2 separate regions of the Homo sapiens genome follow, and region 1 is linked to region 2. Evidence: chromatin contacts called from ENCODE Hi-C data. All regions are on one chromosome and are shown on one strand. Each heading gives the region's core, a stretch centred on a gene start or an enhancer-like site at or near the end of the contact. The rest is flanking DNA. Distances are from core to core; before and after follow the strand shown. Region 1 has its middle 37 kb from the start of ATP8B1. Region 2 holds the start of LINC03110 (long intergenic non-protein coding RNA 3110).

What was found. Hi-C counts contacts between places; a loop is a spot of excess contacts on that map. Pooled maps may share reads with other maps.
Region 1: a pooled map shows a loop between it and region 2 (5-fold over the local background). The contact joins the enhancer-like site here to the promoter of LINC03110 in region 2. A Hi-C loop is called at or near these places in 2 of 37 single-sample maps with no recorded cell type and 4 of 50 pooled maps.

The regions. Positions count from the first base shown.
Region 1 is chr18:57,836,599-57,843,111 of GRCh38, forward strand. It overlaps the pseudogene RSL24D1P11. Among named protein-coding and RNA genes, the nearest start is that of ATP8B1, 37 kb to the left of the region's middle. Within about 2 kb of position 3,458, at least 3 of the 41 ENCODE cell types and tissues checked have a DNase peak (open chromatin) inside an H3K27ac peak, as active enhancers do.
Region 2 is chr18:58,652,940-58,660,162 of GRCh38, forward strand. It overlaps LINC03110 (long intergenic non-protein coding RNA 3110), which reads left to right and starts at 5,600. Exons shown (of 4, transcript NR_187442.1): 1 at 5,600-5,692; 2 at 6,924-7,074.

The sequences.
Region 1 (6,513 bases), core at 2,208-4,707, 820 kb before region 2:
CCTTCTTTTCTGCCAGATGACTTGAGCTGGAATATCACTCTCTCCTTCCCTCAGACTGCAGTTTACATCATCAGCTCCCCTGGTTCTCAGGCCTTTGGACTCAGATTGAATGATACCCCTGGCTTTCCCCAGCTGCCAGCTTGCAGATGGCAGATGGTGGGACTTCTCGGCCTCCACAATCACATAAGCCAATTCCTTATGATAACTCTCCTTCTCTTTCTCTCCTCTCCCCTCTCTATTTTGAGCTGATTATTTTGGGAAACTGCAACCACAGGAGAAGCTCTGAAAACAGAGTGGAAGTTACCTTATCATCCACATTACCCCAGGAGGACAGGATGACTCTAAGTCACTGGAGACAGTTATCCTTTATTGATGGAGAAGGCACTGACTTAAATCTCCATAACAAATCTTACTCTTATTTGCCAGTTTTTCCTGAGCATAATCAACTTTCCCTACACCCTTCTTTTTGTTTCAGCAGACATGGCATTTAAGTGTGAGTTCAAAGCCACCTCTTTGAAATTTACCAATTTCTCTGGGTATCTCCCTGTATACTACACGAGGTATACATGTTAATAATCTTCTGTTTATTTGTCTCTTTTTAATCTGTTTTTTGTTACAGTGGCCCATCCCAACTAAGAATTATGAAAGATTGAGAGAAAATTATCTATTTCCCTACATTTATAGTAATGTAAATAGCATAGCCACTCTGGAAAATATCAGTTTCTTAAAAAGCTAAACACTTGGCCAGGCACAGTGGCTCACATCTGTAATCCTAACACCTTGGGAGGCCAAGGCGGGCAGATCACCTGAGGTCAGGGGTTTGAGACCAGGCTGGCCAACATGTCAAAACCCCGTCACTACTAAAAAATACAAAAATTAGCTGGGAGTGATGGCAGGCGCCAATAATCCCAGCCATTCAGGAGGCTGAGGCAGGAGAATGGCTTGAACCTCGGAGGCGGAGGTTGCAGGGGGCAAAGATCGCGTCACTGCACTTCAGCCTGGGCGGCAGAGCAAGACTCTGTCTCAAAAAAAAAAAAAAAAAAAATAGGCCAGGCACAGTGGCTCAAGCCTGTAATCCCAGCACTTTGGGAGGCCGAGGTGGGCAGATCACGAGGTCAGGAGATCGAGACCATCCTGGCTAACACGGTGAAACCCCCTCTCTACTAAAAATACAAAAAATCAGCCGGGCGCAGTGGCAGGCGCCTATAGTCCCAGCTACTTGGGAGGCTGAGGCAGGAGAATGGCATGAACCCGGGAGGCGGAGCTTGCAGTGAGCCGAGATTGCGCCACTGCACTCCAGCCTAGGCGACAGAGCGAGACTCCGTCTCAAAAGAAAAAAAAAAATTCTGATCCCCGAATGCTCAGGGAGACTGATTTGAGTAATAATGAAACTCTGGTCTCCCACACAGACAGCTCTGCATGAATGACTCTTTCTCTGTAGAAATTCCCCTATCTTGATAAAACAGCTCTGTCTAGGCAGTGAGCAGGGTGAACCCGCTGGGCAGTTACAGCATGAGGCAGCCTTGTAGTGATGGCACAGTTGTGTATCTCGATTGTGTTGGTGGTTACAGGAAGCTACACTCGTAATAAGATTGTATAGAAGTACACACGTGTGTGCTTATAAAAACAATGAAATCTGAATCAGCTCTGTGGAGCATTTCAATGTCAATTTCCTGATTTTGATTTTGTACTGTAATTATTCAAGATGTTACCACCACTGAAGGAGGCTAGGTATAGGGTACACTGGGCCTCCCTGTACACTTTCTTTGAACCTTCTGGTGACTCTATCATTATTTCAAAATGAAAAGTCAAAAAAGAAATTGTAGTTGGGCTCTCAAGCTTAGCGTGTGGTCAGTGGGGAACCACACGGGTTCAACATGCGCATCGAGAAGTGTTATTTCTGTTCGGGGCCCATCTACCCTGGCTATGACATGTTGTTCATCCACAACGATTGCAAAGTGTTCGGATTTTGTAAATCTAAATGTCATAAACACTTTAAAAAGAAGTGCAATCCTCGCAAAGTTAGGCGGACCAAACCATTCCAGAAAGCAGCTGGTAAAGAGCTTACAGTAGATAATTCATTTGAATTTGACAAACATAGAAATGAACTTATCAAATACCAGCGAGAGCTATGGAATAAAACTATTGATGCAATGAAGAGAGTTGAAGAGATCAAACAGAAACACCAAGCTAAATTTATAATGAACAGATTGAAGAAAAATAAAGAGCTACAGAAAGTTCAGGATATCAAAGAAGTCAAGCAAAGCATCCATCTTACCCAAGCCCGTCTTGCAGGCAAAGGGAAGGAGTTGGAAGAGAAAATGGTACAGCAGTTACAACAGGATGTGGACATGAAGATGCTTCTTAAACATTTCTGTAACCATTTATTTTATGGACATTTGAAAATGCCCTTTGGAGACTTGGAACTGCTAAATTATTAGTTTATTTTTTACATAAGTTCATTTAAATGAAAAGTGATTAAAATATATCTCTCCTACACTGCCATCTACAAAACACAAGATATTACGGATGTTAGATTGCATCTCAGTATTAAATCTTCACTGATATGTGTACTTATGTAAATCACGAAAATTCTACTTATAACTGTAGAAGTGAATTGTGGACGTAAAATGGTTATGTCATCTGGATAATGGACTAGACAGCATTTGTATAATCACTAATGGCAAAAAATCATGGCTAGTGATGTATAAAATAAAATATTCTTTGCAGTAAAATATTCACTTTATTAATGTTATAGAAGGGGGGAGACAACAAGGAACTAACAATTTGTATGACGGTGTCAAATATTTTGATTTTAGTATTTCCTGTTTTGGTTTATTTGCATCTTAGAAGAGCATAATGACATTGTTTGATGAAGCCTAATTATGCTGGACTGTTTCAACTTGGTTTAACCTTTCTGATAGGTAGTTGTGGATGTTTGGGATGAGAACTGAATAATCTTTGCCTGGAGTGACACTACACTCTAGAATTTCCACTTTGGAGAATACTCAGTTCTAACTTCTGATTCCTGGTAGAAAAAACTTTATTTTTCTAGCCTAGCAATGATCTAGAAGCAGAGGAATCCTAGTGCCTTTTAAAAGTTATTATGTGGTTTTCTGTTAAAAAGCTCCTGTTTTTGGAAAGTAGAATTTATGGATACAACATCTGCTCATTATTTGCACATAAAATAAAACCATTTAAAAAGAAAAAAATTATAGTTGGACATAAAACAATGTTTAAATTTAAAATTACCTCAGGATATAGACATGCATGGAACTAATATTTTATACATAATCTTAACTTGCTTTTGTCAGTGTATCTACTTGTAAATGTGTCTCACCATTCGGTTCCCTGTGTTCTGTTGCTGAATATGGTGTTATAGCACTTCTGGTATGATAGCCGTGGACTGTTCTCTGATTTTCTCCATTTTTTGCTAATGATGTGTAACTATGACATGTGGACAGTACCCGGATTGCCTGGTTTGATCACTATGGCTACTTATGTAAGCATCTCATGGCAAATCTTGTCAGAGCACATATAGATTCTGTGAATCTGCATGGTCAGAGTAAGCTTGCTCTCTTTGGGTGGCTGGAGGGTTATGAATATTTTTCACAACTGTCACTTCCTGAACTTGACCTTTGGTATACTTTCCAGATTTGCTAATGCATCTGCTATGCTTGAGGCATGGCTTTAAAATAATATAACTTTTTCGGCCAGGTGCGGTGGCTCATGCCTCTAATCCCAGCACTTTGGGAGGCTGAGACAGGCGGATCACTTGAGGTCAGGACTTCAACACCAGCCTGGCCAACATGGCGAAACCCTGTCTCTACAAAAAATACAAAAATTAGCCTGGCATGGTGGTGCATGCCTGTAATCCCAGCTACTCGGGAGGCTGAGGCACGAGAATTACTTGAACCCGGGAGATCATGCCACTTCACTCCAGCCTGGGCAACAGAGCAAGACTGTCTCAAAAAAAAAAAAAAAAAATTGGGCCAGGTGCAGTGGCTCACGCCTATAATCTCAACAGTTTGGTGGACTGAGGCAGCTGGTTCATTTGAGCTCAGGAGTTGGAGATCAGCCTGACCAACATGGGTGAAACCCCGTCTCTACTAAAAATACAAAAATTAGCCAGGCGTGGTGGTGCATGCCTATAATCCCAACTACTTGGGAGGCTGAGGCACGAGAATCTCTTGAACCCAGGAGGCGAAGGTTGCAGTGAGCTGAGATCGCACCACTAAACTTCAGCCTGGGTGACAGAGTGAGACTCCATCTCAAAAAAAATTTATATATATATATATAAAGATTATATATATAAAATATTATGTATATAATATATATATAACTTTCTCAAAGCAAACGATACCATTTTGATCTCCTATTATGTACTAGTTGTTACATATGTTATCTTATTTAGAACTTATACTAATCTAGTGAAATATGTGTTTCTTTCCTTGTAGAACATAAACAAGAGAAATTATTTATCTGAATAAATGTTGTTCCTAAGCACCGTTATTCCAGCAATGCTGTTGTGCTTCACAGCCCTGTTAAACGTGTCTTTTAGGCTTGTTTTCTGACTCTGTAGCACATCCTTTTGACTGCACTCAGTTGTGGAAAATTTTGATCTTTTTAAGTGTAGGCATCTGTAGTCCCAGCTATTTGGGAAGCTCTGCTGGGAGGATCCCTTGAGCCCAGGAGGTAGAGGGTACAGTGAGCTATGATCGTGCCATTGCACTCCAGCCTGGGTGACAGAGCATGACCCTGTCTCAACAGCGTCTCAACAAAACAACAACAACAACGAAACCAAACCAGCCAACCAAACAAAAATAATAAAGTTTAGAATTTGTCTACCTACTTACCTACCTACCTGTATCTATCATCAAAAGTAATTCAGCACAAATTAAAATAAGGAAGTATTTTTAACTTACAGGTTATAGAATGCATTTCCAATGCCACCAAAGATGCAGAGAACCCTCTGTATTGCTGGAGAAAGTGTGAATTGCTACTACTTTTTGGAAAGCATGTTGACAATATATTATGTCCACAGCCTTTAAAAATGTTCACACCTTTTAATGAGTCATTCTACTTTTAGGCATGTATGATATATTTTGAAAACTTTGTAACAATTGACATCCACTGCAGCCACAGTCTAATGGAGGGAAACGGAAACCCAGTCCACCACCTACACAATCTATTCCAACCCCAATTTACCATAAGGTTTTACTTCTGTTATGACTTTTTGCATGCATTTTTTTTAACACGTTGGCTTTCTTGGGAGGGTAAAGTTTTTTCAAGAACTAAGTGTATTTTCAAGAACCCAGCACATAATAGATGCTCTGAATAAATTTTATTCACCAATTTTATTCACTGGCTTACCACGAGCCAGTCCTGTACAGACATTAATTTATTTCAAGACAACCCTATAAAGTAGGCTTTTCTTTCATATTTTATAGGTGAGGAAACTTGAGGCAGAGAGAGAATAAGTAATTAGCCCAAGGTCATACAGCTAGTAAGAAGTGGGGTAAGGTGGGAAGCCAGGCAACCTCTCCTGAGCTCTAGGCTCTTAACTGCCTCTCCAGTGTGAGCAGACAGTCACAAAATGTGCCAGGACTGCACCAGTTGATATACATGTTAATTAAATAAACATGAACCCAGGACGACACTGATAAATAATCATGAGAAAATTAGAGCATTCTCTTAGTGAAACATTATATAATCATTGACATCATGCTTTCAAAACTTACACATTAGTCTGGATAAATGTTTTTAACACTAAGCAAAAATCAGGAGACAGAAGTGTATGTGCAGCATGGTTATACCTAACACAAAATGACTGGAAAGAAACACATCAAAAGTGTCAAGAAGCTGCAAATCAGATGGGCATTCATTCATCTCTCCTTTTCACTGTTAATTTCCATTTTCCTTTAATCAGCCTATTAGTTTGCTACTGCTGCTGTAACAAAGTTCCACAAACTGGGTGACTTAAAACAACAGAAATTTATTCTCTCACAGGAGCCCAGAAATCTGAAATTGAAGTTTGGATAGGATTGGTTCCTTCTGGAGGCTGTTGGGGAGAATCTGTTCTTGCCTCTCTTAGCTTCTGGTGGTGGCTGTCATCCTTGGGGTTTCCTGGCTTGTAGTTGTGTTCCTGCAATCTCTGCTGCTGTCTTCACACGCCCTTCTTCCCTGAGCATCTTCATATGGCCTTCTTGTAAGGAGTAAGTCATTGGATTTGGGTTCAAATCTAACCCAGTATAACCTCATCTTAACTCATTATTCTGCAAAGATCCTTTCACCAAATAAGGTCACATTCCGAGGTTCTGGGTACACATAAATTTTGAGGGGATACTACTTACCCCAGTATAATGAGCAATTTTTTTCTATTATTTTATATTGGAAAAATGTAAACATTAAGAAAATAGAAGCTTGAGCCTAACTTCTATGAAGTTAGGTGGATGATTAAACAGAATCAGAATAGTTGTAACTAAGTGATGGTACAGCTAAAACACTTTTTCC
Region 2 (7,223 bases), core at 4,350-6,849:
TTGAGGATTTTTGTGTTTACGTTCATCGGAGATATTGGTTTGTGGTTTTGTTGTTGTTGTGTCCTTGTCCGGTTTGGGTATCAGGGTGATACACCTCCTTGATTTTTCAGAATAGTTTCCAAAGGATCAGTATTAGTTCTTGTTTGCATGTTTGGTAGAATTTGGCCATGAATCCATCTGGTCCTAGACTTTTTTTTTTTTTGCCTTGGGGTTTTTTTTTTATTACTAATTCAATTTTGCTGCCCGTTATTGATCCATCCATGTATTAATCCATTTTCACGCTGCTGATAAAGACATACCTGAGACTGGGAAATTTACAAAAGAAAGAGATTTAATGAACTCACAGTTCCACGTGGCTGGGGAGGCCTCACAATCGTGGTAGAAGATGAAAGGCACATATCACATGCCAACAGACAAGAGAAGAGAACTTATGCAGGGAAACTCCCCTTTATAAAACCATCAGATCTCATGAGACTTATTCATTATCACGAGAACAGCATGGGAAAGACCTGCCCCCATGATTCAATTACCTCCCACTGGGTCCTTCCCACAACACATGGGAATTGTCGAAGCTACAACTCAAGATGAGTTTTGGGTGAGGACACAGCCAAACTATATCAATCCAGGTGTTCTGTTTCTTCCTCGTTCAATCTTGGCAGGTTATGTTTTTCCAGGAATTTATCCATTTCCTCTAGATTTTCTAGTTGGTGAGTGTGCAGCTACCCATAATAGTCTCTAATGAGCTTTTGTATTTCTGTGGTTTCAGTTGTAATGTCTCCTTTTTCATTTCTGATTGTGTTTATTTGGATCTTCTCTCTTCTTTGTTAGTCTAGCTAGTGGTTTATCATTTTTGTTTATCTTTTCAAAGAACCACTTTTCATTTCAATAATCCTTTGTATTTTTAAATCTCTATTTCATTTAGTTCTGCTCTAATCTTTGCTATTTCTTTTCTACTACTAACTTTGGGGTTTGGTTTGTTCTGGTTTTTCTAGTTCCTTGAGGTGTAACATTAGATCATTAATTTGTGATCTTTCTACTTTTTTGATGTAACTTCTCACCTGGTGCTGCTTTTGCTGTATCTCACGTGTTTTGGTATGATGTGTTTTCATTTTCATTCTTTTCAAAAAAATTTTTAACTTCTGTCTTCATTTATTCATTGACCCAGCAATTGTTCAGGCGCATGTTGTTTAATTTGTATAGATTCCAAAGTTCCTCTTGATATTGATTTCTACCTTTATTCCACTGTGGTCTGAGAAAATACTTGATCTAATTCTGATTTTTAAAAATTTGTTAAGACTTGTTTTGTGGCCTAACATGTGGTTTATCTTGGAGAACATCCCATGTACTGATGAAAAGAATGCACCTTGTAGTTGTATGTGGTTTGGGGGCAGAATGTTCTGTAAATGTCTGTTAAGTCTATTTGGTCTAAAGTCCAATTTAAGTCCGATGTTTCTTTGTTAATGTTCTGTCTCTGTGATTTCTCTAGTGCTGTGAGTGGGGTATTAAAATCCCCTGCTATTATTGTATTGCTGTCTATCTTTCTTTAGGTCTAGTAATATTTGTTTTGTGAATTTGGGTGCTCTGATGTTGGGTGCATATATATTTAGAATTGTTATATCCTCTTGCTGAATTGATCCCTTGATTATTATATAATGGCCTTCATTTTTTTAAATTATATTATGTTTTTGGTTTAAAGTCTGTTTTATCTGATATAAGCATAGCTATTCCTGCTCACTTTTGATTTCCATTTACTTGGAATCTCATTTTCCACCTCTTTACTTTTAGTCTATGTGTTTTTATGGGTAAGGTGAACTTATTGTAGGCAGCATATAGTTGGATCATGTTTTTTAAATCCATTCTACCAAACTCTACCTTTAAAGTGGCACGTTTAATCCATTTATATTCAAGGTTAATATTGACACAGGAGGCTTTGTTCCTGTCAAATTGCTGATTGTTTTCAAGTCGTTTTTATAAATTCTTTGTTTCTTTTCTTTCCTTGTCTTTGTGGTTTGATGAAATTCTGTTGTGTTGCCATTTGATTCCTTTCTTTTCCTCCTTTGTGTTGCTGTTTTATACGAACTGTGAACTTTCTAGATTTTCTAGTTGGTGAGTGTGCAGCTACTCGTAATAGTCTCTAATGATCTTTTGTATTTCTGTGGTTTCAGTCGTAATGTTTCCTTTTTCATTTCTGATTGTGTTTATTTGGATCTTCTCTCTTCTTTGTTAGTCTAGCTAGTGGTTTATCATTTTTGTTTACCTTTTCAAAGAACCGCTTTTCATTTCAACAGTCCTTCGTATTTTTAAATCTCTATTTCATTTAGTTCTGTGTGTCTTTTATATTTCTGTGTGTTTTCATAATGGTGAAAATTAACCTTTCACTTCCATGTTTAAGACCCCTTTGAGCATTTCCTGTACAGCTGATCTAGTGGTGACAAATTCCCTCAGCATTTGCTTGTCTGGGAAGGAGTTTATTTCTCCTTGATTTATGAAGTCAGCTTCTGGCAGGACACAAAACTCTTGACTGACAGGTTCTGCTTAAGTTTAATATTTTTCTGTGGCTGCTAATTGTTCACATGTTTTCATTATGAAGTAATTTTAATGCCACTTTGGTGGGCTGTTAATCCCTTTGGGGGCCTCATGCAAGCAAGAGCTAGCACAAAGGATCAATTTAGGTCTTGTTCTGGGGGTTACCTAGAGGGGCAGCAAAACCTCAGTAGGGTAAGCCATAAATAATCTAAAGTTCCTAAGAGCTGAAGAAGAAGGAAATGGCCATCCAAAATAGAGCTGTACTTGCCCCAGCTAGGGAAATTAGGAACGAGAGATACCCAGTGATGAGGGTTGGGTCTTTGAAGAAGTGTCTATTAATATGGCCACCAGAGAGCTCTAAACATCTGCCAAGTTTCTAGAGCCCCCTGTTAGCTCAACATAACAGTACCAGCCAGGTAAGCATTCCTTGTACCCCATACCTCTTCTCCCTTCCTGCAGTTTATGCTTGCAGGGTCAGAAACCACACTTGGCAAACTGCAGAAGAAAAGGTAAAAGCAGGCCGGGCGTGGTGGCTCATGCCTGTAATCCCAGCACTTTGGGAGGCCAAGGTGGGCGGATCACGAGGTCAAGAGATCGAGACCATCCTGGCCAACATGGTGAAACCCCGTCTCTACTAAAAATACAAAAAATTAGCCGGGCGTGGTGGCAGGCACCTGTAATCCCAGCTACTTGGGAGGCTGAGGCAGGAGAATCACTTGAACCTGGGAGGTGGAGGTTGCAGTGAGCCAAGATGGCACCATTGCACTCCAGCCTGGGCAAAAAGAGTGAAACTCCGTCTCAGAAAGAAAAAAAAAAGGTAAAAGCATTAGATGGAATCACATGGAAACAGCCTACCTCCTTCCTTCCTCACTGCAGGCTTCTCATCTGAGCTCGGGAAAGGAGGAGCCTCCTAGATTTGATTATGTGATGATTACCCAAGATTGGACATTTTAATTACTAATTGCAAGACCTTTTTATTGCACATGAATAAATGGAATAGTCATATTGTCCCAAATTTAATCGAGGGTGGGACAAAGACTAATTCCACAGAATACATTTAAAGCAATAGTGGGAGTTAAAAGTAAAATTGCATTATAATTAGACCCTCCAAGTCCTGCCTGTTTAACTTAAGGTTGCTCACACTACTGAGGCGAGATAGAAAAGTAGTTGGTGAATTTCAATTGGAAAAGTGTAGCCATGGGAAGGAACCTAGGAGTCTCATCTCTCTCCTGAAGTTAATCTGCCCAATGTCTCAAAGGCCTCAAGAACTGTTCTCAGGGAAGTATTAGAATGCAAATAAAACCACCATTCTACTTTTGACTAGAAATCCTCTGGTGGTTGCCTGAGATGGGGAGGTATTGTTTAATGGGTATAGAGTTTCAGTTGGGGAAGATGAAAAAGTTCTGGAGATGAATGGTGATGTCACAACAATGTGAATGTACTTAATGCCACTAAATTGCACGCTAAAAAATGTTAAAATGGAAAATCTTATGTATTGTATATTTCATCACAATAAAAAAATAGCATAGGATGATTGTTTATCCACTGGGAAAATAAAATAAAATAATCATTATTACCTCTAAAACCAAAATAAAACCCTGATGGATGCTTTGCCAGTTAAAGCATCTTCAGAAAGATGACAAGAAGTTAGACACTGTATCCACAGGAACAATTTGGCTTAGGCAGAAAAGGGAGATTTGTAGGCTCACCCAACTGAACTGCAGGAAAGGTGGGTATGAGCTGGACCTCAGGACTGACCACACCTGGGACTGGAACACCACCCGCCCTTTCTCTGTCTCTTGTTTCTGCTTCTCTCAGTGCACCAGCCACTCTCTCCCACCACAGACTGGCTTCTTCTGCACAGCCTGTGGGACATGGCCACCGAACAGCTCAGACTCATACCTCACAGGTTTGCCACCTGAGCAAACCCAAGATCTTCCATCTGGTTGAAGGTCAGAAGTCTCAGGACTGAATTTGGGGAACATGCCTATCTGTAGCCAATCACTGAGTTAGGGAAGCAGATCAGTCAGAAACTGGGGGATCCCATTAAACCACACTGTGGAAAGCAGTATTCCTGAGAACAGAGTGCTACTCCACTCTAGGCAGACAAAGCAGTAGCCACCAGCTATCTGCACAGTCCTTCCCTTCTCTGGAACAGATCCCAAACAGTGCTGGGAAGACCTCAGCAGCACAGTTGGACCACCTATGTGCTCCTTCCGCCCTCATTACTTGTACATCCTGGATCCCTGGATTTCTTAGCTAATGCTGGGTTGGCAGAAATGAGGGGGAGGGGAGCAGTAGAATCCTGCCCTAAATTGCAGCCAGTCATCTGAGGTCATTTTTTCCTTGTCAATGCTATATCCCCAGAGGGTTGGACCCTTCTCTATTCTGTTATGCTTTATTCAGACAATTTCTAGAACAATGTTGGCCAGTATAGATGATTCCCGTCATTTTATCTCTACTACCTAGGTCCAAAGATTCCCCCCACAACCTTGTGAATCTCTGACTCAGTGTTATTAGTCTTAAAAACCCAGGTGCTGAACCAGACTATGCTGTGCTCCTCTTTGGAGTGAATCTTGGATTATCAAATAATCAAATAATGGCTAAGATCAGCCCTTGTTTCCCCATGTCCCTGCTTAGTGCCAGCTCTGTCTTCATCCCCTCCCAGGCTTGGCCACCCTTCTGCTGAGATGCACCCTAGCATGTTGCCCATAAAGGAATGTGAAAAAAGTATCTACACTTCTGAAGATAGTGTGCTCCACCCTTCAAAGCTTTAGGAAGATAAATTTAGACATAAAACAGGAAGTATTTCTCTGTGTGGCTAAGAGTGATCTAAGAGAAGTTATTTCCTCAAGATATTTTGAAGCTGTAGTGTGGGGAAACAGTTCTCAAACCCCAGTGTGGATCAGGATCACCTGGAGGGCTTACTAAGCTACATATTGTTGGGTCCACCCCAGAGTTTCGATTCAGTCGATCAGGGGATCAGAGGTGGGGCCTAAGAATTTGCATGTTTTTAACTCTTTTTTTTTTTTTTTTTTTTTGAGATGGAGTCTCGCTCTGTCACCCAGGCTGGAGTACAGTGGCAAGATCTCGACTCACTGCAACCTCTGCCTGCCGGGTTCAAGCAATTCTCCTGGCTCAGCCTCCCAAGTAGCTGGGATTACAGGTGCGTGCTGCCATACCCGGCTAATTTTTTATATTTTTGGTAGAGACAGGGTTTCGTCATGTTGGCCAGGCTGGTCTCAAACTCCTGACCTCAAGTGATCAGCCCACCTCAGCCTCCCAAAGTGCTGGGATTACAGGTGTGAGCCACCACACCCAGCCAGAATTTACATTTTTCAAAAGGTCCCTGATGTTGCTGAGGCAGGACCACACTTTAAGAACCACTATAGTAGAGGTTTAGGAAGAGACAGAGAAAAATCTCTCCAGGCTACAAGACTGTCTGATGCTGAAGGTCTTGGCCTAGGTCAGCTAAGGTGCTCTTTAGGGTTGATATTCTGTGATTGTTAAACAGGTGACTAAATATGTATCTGTGTCAAGCTACTCTTATTATCATTAAACAGTTCTTGACTGCTTACTTTATTAAAATATAAGAATTTCCAAGAGCTTCGGACCTCTGATCTATATATAACAGAACTTCATTAAGTATAACTCACTAAGTCACTTAGTGAAAAGCTTGAACTACAGAATAGTCTAACTAATTGCCCTTTCAAATAGGCATTTAACAATAATTTCAACTAGCCTCCTACAAAACTGTTTCACAGCAAAGCTTTCACTGATGTTTTTGCAAAATGAATTTAATTACTAATTATCATATAAGGATTAGCATATAGCTGATATGTAAATGTCTTAGGTATGATTTAAACTGTTGAGTCAACTGAACATGTACCTTCCTCTCCCACTTCCTCCAACAAATAAATCTTACTTGTATTTTAATTTAATACTGTGTCCATTCTTCTGAAATAGCTGTTTATTCTGAACATCTAATTTTAGACATATAACTAATATGGTACAATTTTCAACTGCCGGTTATTTAAATGCTGCCCCCTCCCTGACACAAATAAATCTTATTTACATATTATTTGCTTCATAAGTATTCCACCATCCTGCAGTCACTGTGATCATTGTCCCCAGCTAGTCTTTGATCTGTGATAATTGTCCACAGGTAGTCTTTGATCATATGTTCTCCTGTCTGGAGGAACTAATATGTCCTTCCAACTCTGCCCAGCCTTCAGGTACAATTTAGGCCCCTACTTTTCTCTTAGGCTTTCTTCAGCCACTGTAACTTTTTTAAGTTTCTCCCTTATCCAAAGTCCCTTACTACTTAGAACCTCGGAAGTAAAGGGACCTCAGAGAACATCCAGTCCACGCTGCCCTCTGTTTAAATGTGTCTACAGTGTACCACACCAAGGAACTCCCACACTCTGAATGAACAGCCCAGTGATCAGGAGCTTTGAATCAATTCTTGGCACCTAACAGTTTGTGAAGAGTCTGCTAAACTCCCTCTATCAGAAATCCCAGAGGACTGAGAACAGGTCATCCTTGGAGGTATGTAATACAGTATTTAACCACCTTTCTACCTGAGTGTGCTTACCTGCAAAGGGTAATGTCGATATTAACCGAGAATGATCATGGTTGTCACATTTAAACTAATAATAATAAAGTACACAATTTATTATGCAGAAAGAATCATGCCT